2 separate regions of the Homo sapiens genome follow, and region 2 is linked to region 1. The links are chromatin loops, found by intact Hi-C in ENCODE. Cell type or tissue: OCI-LY7. All regions are shown on one strand. Each heading gives the region's core, and the rest is flanking DNA. Links, peaks and the distances in the headings are about the cores only. Region 1 overlaps NUP210 (nucleoporin 210). Region 2 overlaps IQSEC1 (IQ motif and Sec7 domain ArfGEF 1).

Region 1 (5,367 bases), core at 142-5,141:
CCCTTTGGAAAACAAAACAGAGCTGTTTTTGTAGATGGCAGCAGTGGGAGTGGGCCTGGATACAATGCCAGGAGATCTAAGAGTCTGTGGCTCCTCATGCTCCTGGGAGGAAAAAAGGCCCAATCTTGGCCCCACGGACCTCAGGACCACGTGCCGTCAGTTGTCTGAGGCTTCATCAGTCACCCACGGAAAAGTAATTCAGAAATCCAATGGTTCCGAGCAAAGTGTGGCGTCTCACTCTTCCCAGAGCAGTGCCTGCCGTGGGTCAGCCAGCAGGGAGGGAGAGACTATGAGGGCAGTTTCTTTCATCAGCTCCATGGGACATCTACTGTAAAATATCATTTCTGCAGCAAATTGTTCTCAATTTACTGAAGCAAGGCATCCTGGCATAGTGGAGGATGGGGCTTTGAGTCCGACAGAATCCAAAGCCGGTCCCAACATGTCCTGCCACCAGCTGTGTGCACATTATGTCCCCTCTTCTCTCGGCGTTGACTTCTTACTTGGTAAAAGGTGTGTAATGATCCTGTCTTGTCCTATTTCTAAGGACTGTCAACAGGATAAAAACAGACTACCCGCTAAGAAAACTGTTAGCAAACTACTGATACTATGTACTGGGTAGGAAGCAAATTATGCCGTATCTGTTACCCTTTTACATATTTATTAATATAATAAAGAAACCCAGGAAGCAAAGGCCTCCAGCTCCCACGGCTAGTTTCCATCATCTCTGTCTCTTCCACAGCCCTATAGATGACTAGGAGCAAATGTTATTGCCTCTGCCTAAACATTCTTCCCCCACCAACCCCTTCCTCTTAACCTGGGGAACTCTTATTCATCCTTCAAGAACTGCAGCCCGAGCATCTCCATCTGGGACATGCCTCCCCTAAATCCCCATGGACAGCACCCTTCTTTGGGCTCTGGTTTGAATACTACACCTTGCTTTTTAATAGCCTTCTCCTGCTACCCTCCTCCGGGGCACCCTATGTCACCCATATCTGTGTTCCTGGAGCCCAGCATGGAGCCTGGCACTTTGTTACTTTTGGCTGAATGAAAACATGTATGTGTTTCATGCAACATGTAAGTGTCCTGTGGCCCGTGGAGTCTCCCGCTTGGCAACTGCCATTCAAATGCAAGCCACTGTTACGAAAGGCATCCCCTTGGAATCAAAGGTAGGAATTAGGTTTGCAGAAGAGCTTTAAACAGCTTTTCCCAAGCGTTACTGTGCGGCCCCCTCGCCTGGGGATCTCCCTAGGGTGCAGCTTCTCCCTGGGCAGGTCTGGGGTGGGGCTTGAGAGCTGCATCTTCTCTTCCCGGTGATGCTGATGCTTCTGGCTCATGGGCTACACTCTGAGTGGCAAGTCTTGAAACACAACATTTCTAAGCTGGTGTTTTTTTCCCTTTTAAAGACTGAATTTTAGTACCTCGCATAAAAATGTTTCTAGGCTACAAGGAGGAAAAAGAGACCCACAGTGAGAAGTGATTTCAAGAAGCAGAGGAGCACCACAGAGAAGAGAAGGAGCAGGCAGAGGCCTCACCCATTCCAAGCACAGCAGGAGAAAACCTCCCTGAAAGTACCCATGGCTCCTGACAGTGTTGACACATGAGGTGTCGGATGCAAGCACAGCCGCACAACTTTGCTGGAAACAAGAGCTGAGTCACGTACCTGTTTGTCTGCAGCTTTATATATGAGTTGGGCGACATTAATATTTGTTCTGCTTCTATTTCAGGGTTGAGCAGCTGCAGCTTCTCAAACACCTGCAAGAGAGGGCAAGTTTCACTTCCGATGGGGCACTGGAGTCACATTCAGGCCAGATGTCTGCTTCTCTCCTAGCAGCAAGAGCCGAGGAGGGGCCAGAGAGGAGAAAAGCGGCTTTCTCGTCTGTCAGGTCACTGATGACATGATGTGAAGGGCTGACCTTTAAGAGGCCAAAGGTGTGGCCGGGTAGAGTAGCTCAGCCAAGGCAACACAGCAAACCCTCAGTCTCTACAAAATAATTTTAAAAATTAGCCAGGCATGGAGTGTGCAACTGTAGTCCCAGCTACTTGGGAGGCTGAGGCTTGCACTCCAGTCTGAGCAACAGAGCAAGACCCTATCTCACACACACACACACACATGGCCAAAGATATGATGAGAAAAGACAGGCAGGCTCATGTTTGTGTAGTCTAATGGGAGCTCCTTCAAGGAGCCTGGAAACACAGGCCTCTCCCTCCGTGCCCAGTGAGGAAGAACTTTACCTGCCAGGATGTGAGCGCGGAGGGCAGCACACACAACTCCAGCACCAGGGTTTGCTCAGGATAACTGTGCCAGGACTGAGCCTGGGCAAGGTGCCACCGAACTGCTCCCTTCTCTCACAGAGACATCCTGCTCCTCACTGCCACCATCTCAGAACAACCCCCGTTCCACCTCCCAGGCTCCTCTGGCTGGCTCTGGCCATGTTCTTGCAGGATCCACATAGACACACACAGGGGCCTGGTGAGGAGCTCAGTCCGGCAAATGATCAGCCTCATGAGGTCGGCTCAGATCTGATCCTGGGACGCCCAAGTGCTCCAAGGCCCTGGTGGCTCCCCGAGCCCATGGCAACAGCACTTACCTGGGAACTCCAGGCCCCTTCTCTGCAAGACTTCAGATGTGTCCACCACCTGTGTAAGTCCCCTCTCTCAGGCCCCTCAGGGCTGCTGCCTCCTCGGCCTCCCAGCCTGGCTCAGGGGCAACCACTCGCTGGCAGGTAAAGCTGTGCCCTGAGCTCTCCACTGGCCTCTGATCAGACCAGGTGGACACCCCTCGGGCCTGAGCCCTGGGCCATGGCCAATATCATCGGATCTGACGAGTGATTCTCTGAGAGGAAGATGGCCTGATTCCACCCCTCCCAGCTCCTCTGTGCTCTGTCCACGTAAGCCTAGATTTCCTTGTGTGTAACATGGTCCACAACTAACGTCCTCTCCATGCCTGTCTTGAGAGTTGTGGGCTCCATATGAGGTGACAGGAGGAACAACACTTCCCAAACGGTGAGAAACAGCCTTTGGGAGCTGGGTGGGGTTTTGGCGTCAGGTGAGACGAGGCTGACTCGGATGCCCCCTTCCGGCATCCACACGGAAGCCACCTCACTGAGTCTGACTCGGACACACTTACTGCCTGGTAAATACATTCATAAATAGGATTCCTTCTATTTTTTTTTAAACCATGCATTCCTATTTTCTCTCTTTAGATGGAGGGGGAGTTGTAAGATATTTCCCACTTTCCTGTTAACTATAAGAAAAGCAACAGCATGAGCACCATGGTAAATGGCAACTGATACTTGATATCACTGTCAGGGAGAAAACAGGGAGTGGCGGGGCCTGTGGCAAACTGGAGAGTGCAGCTCTAATGGAGTCAAGGTTGCTTCTCATTGCCTGCTGATTTTGCTGTGGCAGACACCATATCTTTAGGACATGCTGCATCTTAGATTTTTACCTGGAATCTTCCTATCTTTACATGACAACAAGCTGTCTCAAAGGCCTGAGTGAGCCAAATAAAACACGTTTGTAGGCTGGATCCAGATTCTCTAGTTTCTGATTTACTCAAACTCTACCTGCTGTCAGATAGGGAAACAGAGGCACAGAGCTGCCAAGTGACCCAACTGAGGTTACAGAATTTGGAAGCTGCAAAACCCTGCCTTTAATTCCATGATAGGCTCCAGGACTTACTTCCTTTTAACAAAGAACATGCATTTGGTGAGTGTGGGGATGTGCATGTGTACCTCTGTGTTGTATGTATGTGTCTCTATGTATGTGTGTCTGTGTGTGCATGTGTGTCGTGTGTGTGTGCATGTGCAGGCAGGGGTGAGGGGTTGGCAGATCGGTGGGGGTTTTTTTGTGGGTGTTTCTTTCTTGAAAAGTTTGCTTCTTTGCCCCTGATCAGGGAGGTGCTTGGGTTAGACATAGTTTATTTCTTCTTGAGGCGGGGACTAGAAACTGTTTCTTTTCTTGGGACATATAAGGAACACTTTTTGTTTTTCTTTACAGCTTAGGAGCACCCAGGGGTTACTGAGGCCCAGAGGAGCAGAACGAGGCCCTTGAAGACAAAAATGCTCTTCAGAGCCAACTTGCCAACTCTCCACCTTGCAGAGGGGCCCAGAGGGGCAGGAACTCGCCCACAGCCCATCCTATAAGTAGCAGGGACAGGCTGGATACAGACACAGGGCTGCACCCCAGGCAGGAGAACCACTAGACGCAGTCCTGACCCCTGGCTCTGAACAAGGCGCCTCCCTCTCTGAGGCTGTTTTCCAAATGCAGACAGGGCACAGTCCCCAGGCCTCTTGAGGCCACCCCCAACTTACCCTGTGACCTTGACCCTCCCCGCCTCAGGGGCATCAGCAGGTGGCAGCCCCTGCAGCCCCTGCCCCGCAGGCTTCACCTGAGGACTGGAGGCAGCAATACTGAAAAACGTGCAAGGGCGCCCCAGCCTCTGTTGGGTGCTCTATGTGTGTTAAATAAACACAAACGATTAAATTATCAGCCACTCAGACACAGTGAGCCCCAAGCTCAGAATTCTTTGCTCTTTTGGCCACACATCAAGTGAGTTCCCACCTCCAGGCCTTTGCCAGCCCCTCCCATCCTGAAACATTACTCCTCTGTGAAGCCTTTGCTTGGCCCCACCTCTGGGCTCCCATAGCACCAATCACACCCGGATGTTTACCCCACTGCGATGGACCACTGTCATCCCCACGGACTGAGAGCTTCTCAGGTCTCTCAGCCCCTGCCCATGCAACATGTGGCCCCGAAGGAAGATTGGGCAGCTGGCACTTCCTCTCCCCCTTCCCTGTGGCCTTTCCACCTGCCTCCTACCTGGACTTGGATCTCATCCGAGAGTTCTCTGGCCAGGCCATACAGCTGCCCCGATGTGGGGTCCACAGCCTTGACCACCACCCTCAGCCCGGTCCGGCCTTTTACCCGGCCGAGCACGTTCATGGCAAAGTTGTACTGTGACGGGAGTCGGATCGACGCCTGGGAAGACATCAAACACGTTTTCAGGGGTAAGGCCCAGGCCCCTGTGTCCTCAAAAAGGCAGAGCCGGACAGTAGCCCCAGACCCCCCAGCCCCCCAGTCCTGGTAGCTGCTGGCCTGTTCTCAAGGGCTCTGCCTTCCTGCCTGGGTTGGGTCTGCTAACCCCAGAGCTGTGCAGACCCGGCTTCCCCAGCATGGGTGCCCGGGTCCTGCCCTGCCTGCATCGCACAACATGCACAGATGCATTTGGAAAACACTGGGCCCACCCACGTAAGCCAGGGGCCTTCATGACAGGATGTCCCTCAGACTTCAGTGCTTCTAGGTCACCCAGAGCGATGCTGGGTTTTGCAGTGTGTCCCTGCAGACTATTCTGTTTGGGGATATCTG
Region 2 (5,367 bases), core at 297-5,296, 320 kb before region 1:
ACCTCAAGTGATCCGCCCGCCTTGGCCTCCCAAGGTCTGGGCTCTTAACCACAGCCTGACCACACCCCAGGCCCGGCTGATAGCCACTTCAATGCTCCCACACGCTGAGTACAGTCCAGATACCCACTCTGCCGGCGGAGTCCCCTCACCTCTTTCCCAGAAGCCACTGGAGTTACACTGGTTGGGATTTTTGGGCATTGGTTTGCAAGTCCATCAGATGGGGCTAATGAGCTCACCCTTGCATGCAGGTCAGAGGACAGCTCACACTGGCCTAGCCCACAAGGGACTCAGGGAATGAAGGCCACAGTGTGGACCCTCCAACCTGCCCTCAGCTGCCTGATGGCCTACAGGTGTTTTCTAATAGGTGACATGTGTCCATTAAAATAAAATACAACCAACCGCTTACCCCTCCTTGCGCCCATCTCCTTCCTCTGCCCTACTCTCCTTCACAGAACATGTCATCCCCATGACCTATCATGCATGCATTGCGTTAGTCATATATTGCTTGACTCCCCAACACCAAGAAGGGAAGGGATGGTTTATCTGATTTATCACCTTTGTACTCTCAGAGACAAGACAGTACTTGGCACACAGTAGGTGCCCAATAAATGTTTGTTGAATGACTGAATTAACAAATGAATGATGTGCATGAAACTCTGCACAGAGTCATGGAGTGCTTAAAGGCTCCTGGTTACACCTGGCCATTTCACAGGTGAGGACATGAGGCCTCAGGATGGGCTCCCCTGAAGTCCCCAGGCAGGCAGCAGGGGCTCTGATCTGCTCTGTGCCTCTGCTGGGCTGGACCGAAATGGGCCTTGAACACAGGTGTGGGCAGCCACCTGGCCAGGCTCCCCAGCTTGAGCCCTGGCGCCCAACAAAGGCAGGTTGCTGCTGGAGGTAGCTGAGCTGGAGGCCAGAGCCCTGGGCTCTGAGCTGTAACCCCTGAACCTGACCTCTTGGGGTCCTTGGGCCAACAGCCCCTGGCTCACTGGGGTCATCAAGCCTCCCCTAACCAGCCTGAGGGGCACTGTGCCCTGGTAAATCTCTCAGTGAGATGGGAACCCAGAGTCACCTACGCCCACAGGGAGATTCCCCACAGAGGCCTGCTTCACCATCTAAGCCTCACAACAACCCCGGAAGGGAGGACTTTCGCTATGGGTTATATGGAAACCCAGGCCCAGAGATGTTGGGACATCTGTCCCATGTCACATGGCTGGGGCACACTGGGGAGCTGGGATTTGAGACAGAGTGACTGACCCCTCAGGGCACTGAGCAGCCTTCTGTCTGCAGCGTGGGGGCAGGGGTGAAGGTGCCCATTGCTTCCTTATCACTGGGCCTCACTTTTTCCATCTGCCACTGGTTGGGCTCCAGTCCTAAGGAAAGGGCTATCTGTCTTGCCTGCCCCCAAGAGCCAGGGCTGGGGTGGGGGAGGCTTGGCTGGGAGTGAGAGCTCCCAGGCTGCTCCCTGAGGCTGGGTCGGTAAAAGCTTCCTCTGACCCATCTGTTGAACTCCCTGATGACCCCAGTGAGCCAGGGGCTGTTGGCCCAAGGACCCCAAGAGGTCAGGCTCAGGGGTTACAGCTCAGAACCCAGGGAACATCCCCCAACACGCTCCCAGCCCCAGGGATCTACAGATCCTCAAGGTTCCACTCTGGATCATTTCAGAAAGATACTGAACTTGTCAGTGGGTCAAGGGGCTCCTGGGGGGACACATACTGGGCTACTGCCAGATGGGAAATGGCCCCAGCGAGCCTGGGGCAGGGAAGACTTCTGCAAGGCAGTGTCTCCTCAACACAGCCTGGGGAAGCCTTGTGTTCCCTCAGCCATAAACCTCCATTTGCTCAAAGTTTATGCACCATAGGGTTGAGGGGGGCAGCAGTGTGGGAAGGAAACACACCAAATATGCTCCAGGAGCCCTGGGCCACTGTGTGACTTCTGAGGGCCTCTGAGGACTTCTGACTTCTGTGTGACTTCTGAGGGCCTCAGTTTACTCGGCTGTAAACTGGGCATTGTCAAGAGTCCATCTTTCTCAGGGTGGTTGTGAGGGCCGTAGGCAGCGACCCAACACTCCCTGCCATCCAGGTGGGCTGCGGGGCCCTGGTTCTCAACCCTAATGGGGCCTGGGGCTGGTCTAACGCGCAGGGGAGCTAAAGAACTTCCCCTTGCGGCTGTGGGGAAACACCTGGTGTTCCTGGGCCCAGGGCGAGCCTGTGTGCATTCCAGGCAGTGAGAAACGGGTCACAGAATACAGCTCTGAGAAACAGTGAAAACTCTGACGACAGCCCCCAAGACCCTCACCACGGCAGGCTGCCCTGACAGTCGCCAGCCCCTCACAGGTTTCTCAGGGCTGCTGAGGTCCCCTCCCCGGGCCAGGTGGGTGGTACTCACAGTCTCAAAGTGGAGGGGGCGGAGGTGTCCCTGGAACCCCAGTGCCTGGCCTGCCTCTGCGGCCCCGGGGGATGAGCTGTGGGTCCATCCCCACAGCAGGTCCTGACGTCTGACTTCCTCCCTGCTCAGTCGGCATCCAGGAAACCACACCCAGGGGAGAGGGTGCCAGGCACCCTGGGGCCCCCGCCCACCTGCCCTCCAAAAGGCCCCCAGGCACTGCTGAGGGGGCTCCTTCCAGGTCTGGCAAACCCAAATGGCTTCACTGGGCAGGCCCCAGTCAATAAATAATACACCCACCTCCCTGGACAGTCTCTGGTGCCTGATCGTGTTTCAGGGCCACTTAAGTTCCAGGCAGACTGCTTTGTTCAGAGTGCCGGGCCCCTTCTGGGTCTCTGGCCACATGGGCACTGCACTGTCACGGAGGGCCAGCTGGAGCCAGCAGCATAAAGTAGTGTGACAGGGGTCCCTGGAGAGAGGGTGCCCTACTTACTTAGCAGCTTGGGCCCAAAGGGGACCCAGGGGTGGTGCCAGGGTAGGGTGGCCAGTCTCGTCTCCCCATGGCCAGGCAGGGCCCCCCACATCCCCCACAGGGGTGCCATCTGGAGAGCCGCCACCAGCCCATCCTGACATTGCCAGTGTCCGGGCCCAGGCCCCTCCTCCAGGAAGCCTCCTCTCCGCCAGGAGTGCTCTGTCCCTGTCTGAATTCCCACTGCAACCGCCAGCCAGTCTGTCTGTCTCCTTCTTTGGGTCTCAATTGTCATCTCTCATCTAAACAGTGGCCGGCCGCCACATCTCAACCGGCCTTCCCTGCCCCCAACGCCCCACCACTCCCTCTCCACAGTCTCATTTCCTCACAGCAGCCCGGGTGACGGTTTTAAAACAGAAAGCACAGCAATGTTACCCAGCCGTGGCTCTCCCGCCCCAGTCAACTTTCAAGCCCTCTCCAGGATCTGGCCCTGCCACCACGGGGACTGCTCCTCCCGCCCTCTCGACTCCTGCCAGCCTCCTCCTCTGTGCTCCTCCTGCAGGTGCACACAGACCTCAGGGTCCTTACACCAGCTGCTCTCTCTGCCTGCTCTTCCCCAAGGTCCTCACAAACTCACTCCACCCTGTCACTCTCAACGCAAGGCCACCACTGCAGACGAGTCTTTGTTTTCTTTTCAAACAGTCTTATTAAGATATAATTCACACACCATACAACTCACCCATTTAAAATGTATAGTTCAATGATTTTATTAATAGTATATTCCCAGAGGGGTGCAACTGTCACCACTATCTATGTTTAGCATATTTTCATCACTCAAAAAGAACCCCTCCCCAGCCCTGGATCACGGCAAACCTACCTCCCGTCTCTATAGATTTGCCTGTTCTGGACATTTCCTAGAAACGGGACCATACGCTCTGTGGTCTTCCGTCTGGCTTCTTTCACTTAGCATGATGTCCTCAAGGTTCACCTGTGCTGTAACACGTGCCAGAACTTCATTTCTTTTTGTGGCTGAATAATATTCCACACTATGGACAGACCACATTGTGTTTATCTATTCATCCACTGACGGCCACTGGGAGAGGCCCTTCTTGACCTCCCCAGGCCATGTGGCTCCCTCTCCCCGATCACTCTGTCATCCCTCCCTGTTTTATTTTCTTGGCACCGATCTTTGCCTGAAGGCATCTTCATTTGTTTATTTTCTCTTTATCATTTCTCTCTCACCTGAACATCTATCTGCTCCAGGAGGCCTGAGTGTCCACCTCACTCACTGCTGTATCCCCAGGGTCTAGCCCGGGGCAGCAAACAATAGGTGCTCAGCAAACTACTTGCTGATCAGCGGAAGAAAGCCTCTTCCCATGTGTCAGAGTGGCTCATGCCCATGCCGCCTTGCTGCTGGGCTCTGAGCTCTCGGCGACAAGTGCTGCCCTGTGGTGCTTGCCAAGAAGAGCCTCACCCACAACTCCGGTGAGGAAACCAGTAACGCAAAGCCTTGGACTCAGGTCCTCCTCTGTGCTGTGGGACAGTGCTCCTCACAGGGTGGGCGCTAGCTGGCTGGATGTGGGAATGGATAGTTAGCACCTGGCACAGTGTCAGGCACAGAGTAGGTCTTCATCCCCTGAACGAAGACTCGATGCAGGGAGAGGGGGCGGCAGTCACTAGCAGAGATGGGAACCGAGGAGAGGGAGGTGAGGCTGGCAGGGCTGAGGCAATGGTGAGGCCCACGGGTGAAAGGGGAAAGCAGCCATAAGGGAATTTATGTGTGCTCCAGGCAGTGCCCAGAGCCAGAGAAGTGGCGGCTCTGCTCTGCTCTGCCCAGGACCTCCTGCCCATCCCAAACTCAGCTCTGGGCTCTTCCCGGAGATAGACAGCACGAGCCAGGGTGTGTCCAGAAGGCGTGGGTGGGGAGGAGGCTGGTGACCCCTTCCTCAGCCTCAGGGAGTCCTGGTCTCTGCAGGCTGTCCAGAGCTGGGGAGCAGATGGGTTGTGAGGCTCAGAGGACAGGGCCAGGCCACTTCAGTGTGTGGGTGGGTGGCAGCGAGCACCGCAGGAAGGATGGTGCCAGTTCCAAGTGGGAACAAATGTCCTCGCGTCAGAGCTGCCTAGGCATGGCCCAGGCTGGGAGGTGGTGAGCACTCTGTCCCAAGAGGAACGCCCACTGGCCCTCCTGCAGAGGGGCATCAGATGGCTAATTGTCCAGGAAGCTCCCTGGAAGCTCTCAAAGGCTGGCTGCCAGCTGAGCTGTTCACGGCCCTCCTGCCCAGATGCAGCCACGGTGGGAAGGCAGAGGGGGGCAGGGCCAGGGCAGCCAAGGCCACCCCACTCCTTATCAACCAGCACCCTGGGCCCCATGTGTTCCAAGTGAGCTGCCCTGGCCCACGAAGAGGCTCAAACGCCCCATTGGCTCTCAAGGCACAAAACGATCTTTCTTTTTCAATATAATGCCAGATGCAAAAGTGATCTTCCTGCCTGACCTGAGAGGGGCTGTGGATTTA

What was found. A loop is a pair of places that touch in the nucleus more often than their neighbours do. Peaks named below come from ENCODE experiments on the same cell type or tissue, not always from the same donor. Only the 100,000 strongest peaks of a DNase experiment are listed, where the experiment ranks them.
Region 2: a loop joins it to region 1, with 5 times the contacts of the local background. A loop is called at or near these places in 2 of 110 quality-filtered maps.

The regions. Positions count from the first base shown.
Region 1 is chr3:13,330,633-13,335,999 of GRCh38, forward strand. NUP210 (nucleoporin 210) reads right to left here. Exons shown (of 40, transcript NM_024923.4): 28 at 4,822-4,980; 29 at 1,661-1,752; 30 at 1-2. Among named protein-coding and RNA genes, the nearest start is that of NUP210, 87 kb to the right of the region's middle. RefSeq lists a silencer at 127-294 and enhancers at 1,462-1,821, 2,142-2,191. In OCI-LY7, for the core only: CTCF peaks have their summits at 3,092 (motif pointing left) and 3,297; DNase peaks (open chromatin) are centred at 1,739 and 3,074; H3K4me3 peaks cover 2,351 bases; H3K27ac peaks cover 4,291 bases.
Region 2 is chr3:13,013,190-13,018,556 of GRCh38, forward strand. All of the region lies in intron 1 of IQSEC1 (IQ motif and Sec7 domain ArfGEF 1), which reads right to left. Among named protein-coding and RNA genes, the nearest start is that of IQSEC1, 58 kb to the right of the region's middle. RefSeq lists enhancers at 694-1,195, 1,196-1,695, 1,953-2,721, 2,025-2,104, 2,722-3,489 and 4 more. In OCI-LY7, for the core only: no CTCF peak of the experiment used is centred there; DNase peaks (open chromatin) are centred at 1,142, 2,162, 2,472, 3,352 and 1 weaker place; H3K4me3 peaks cover 4,667 bases; H3K27ac peaks cover 5,000 bases.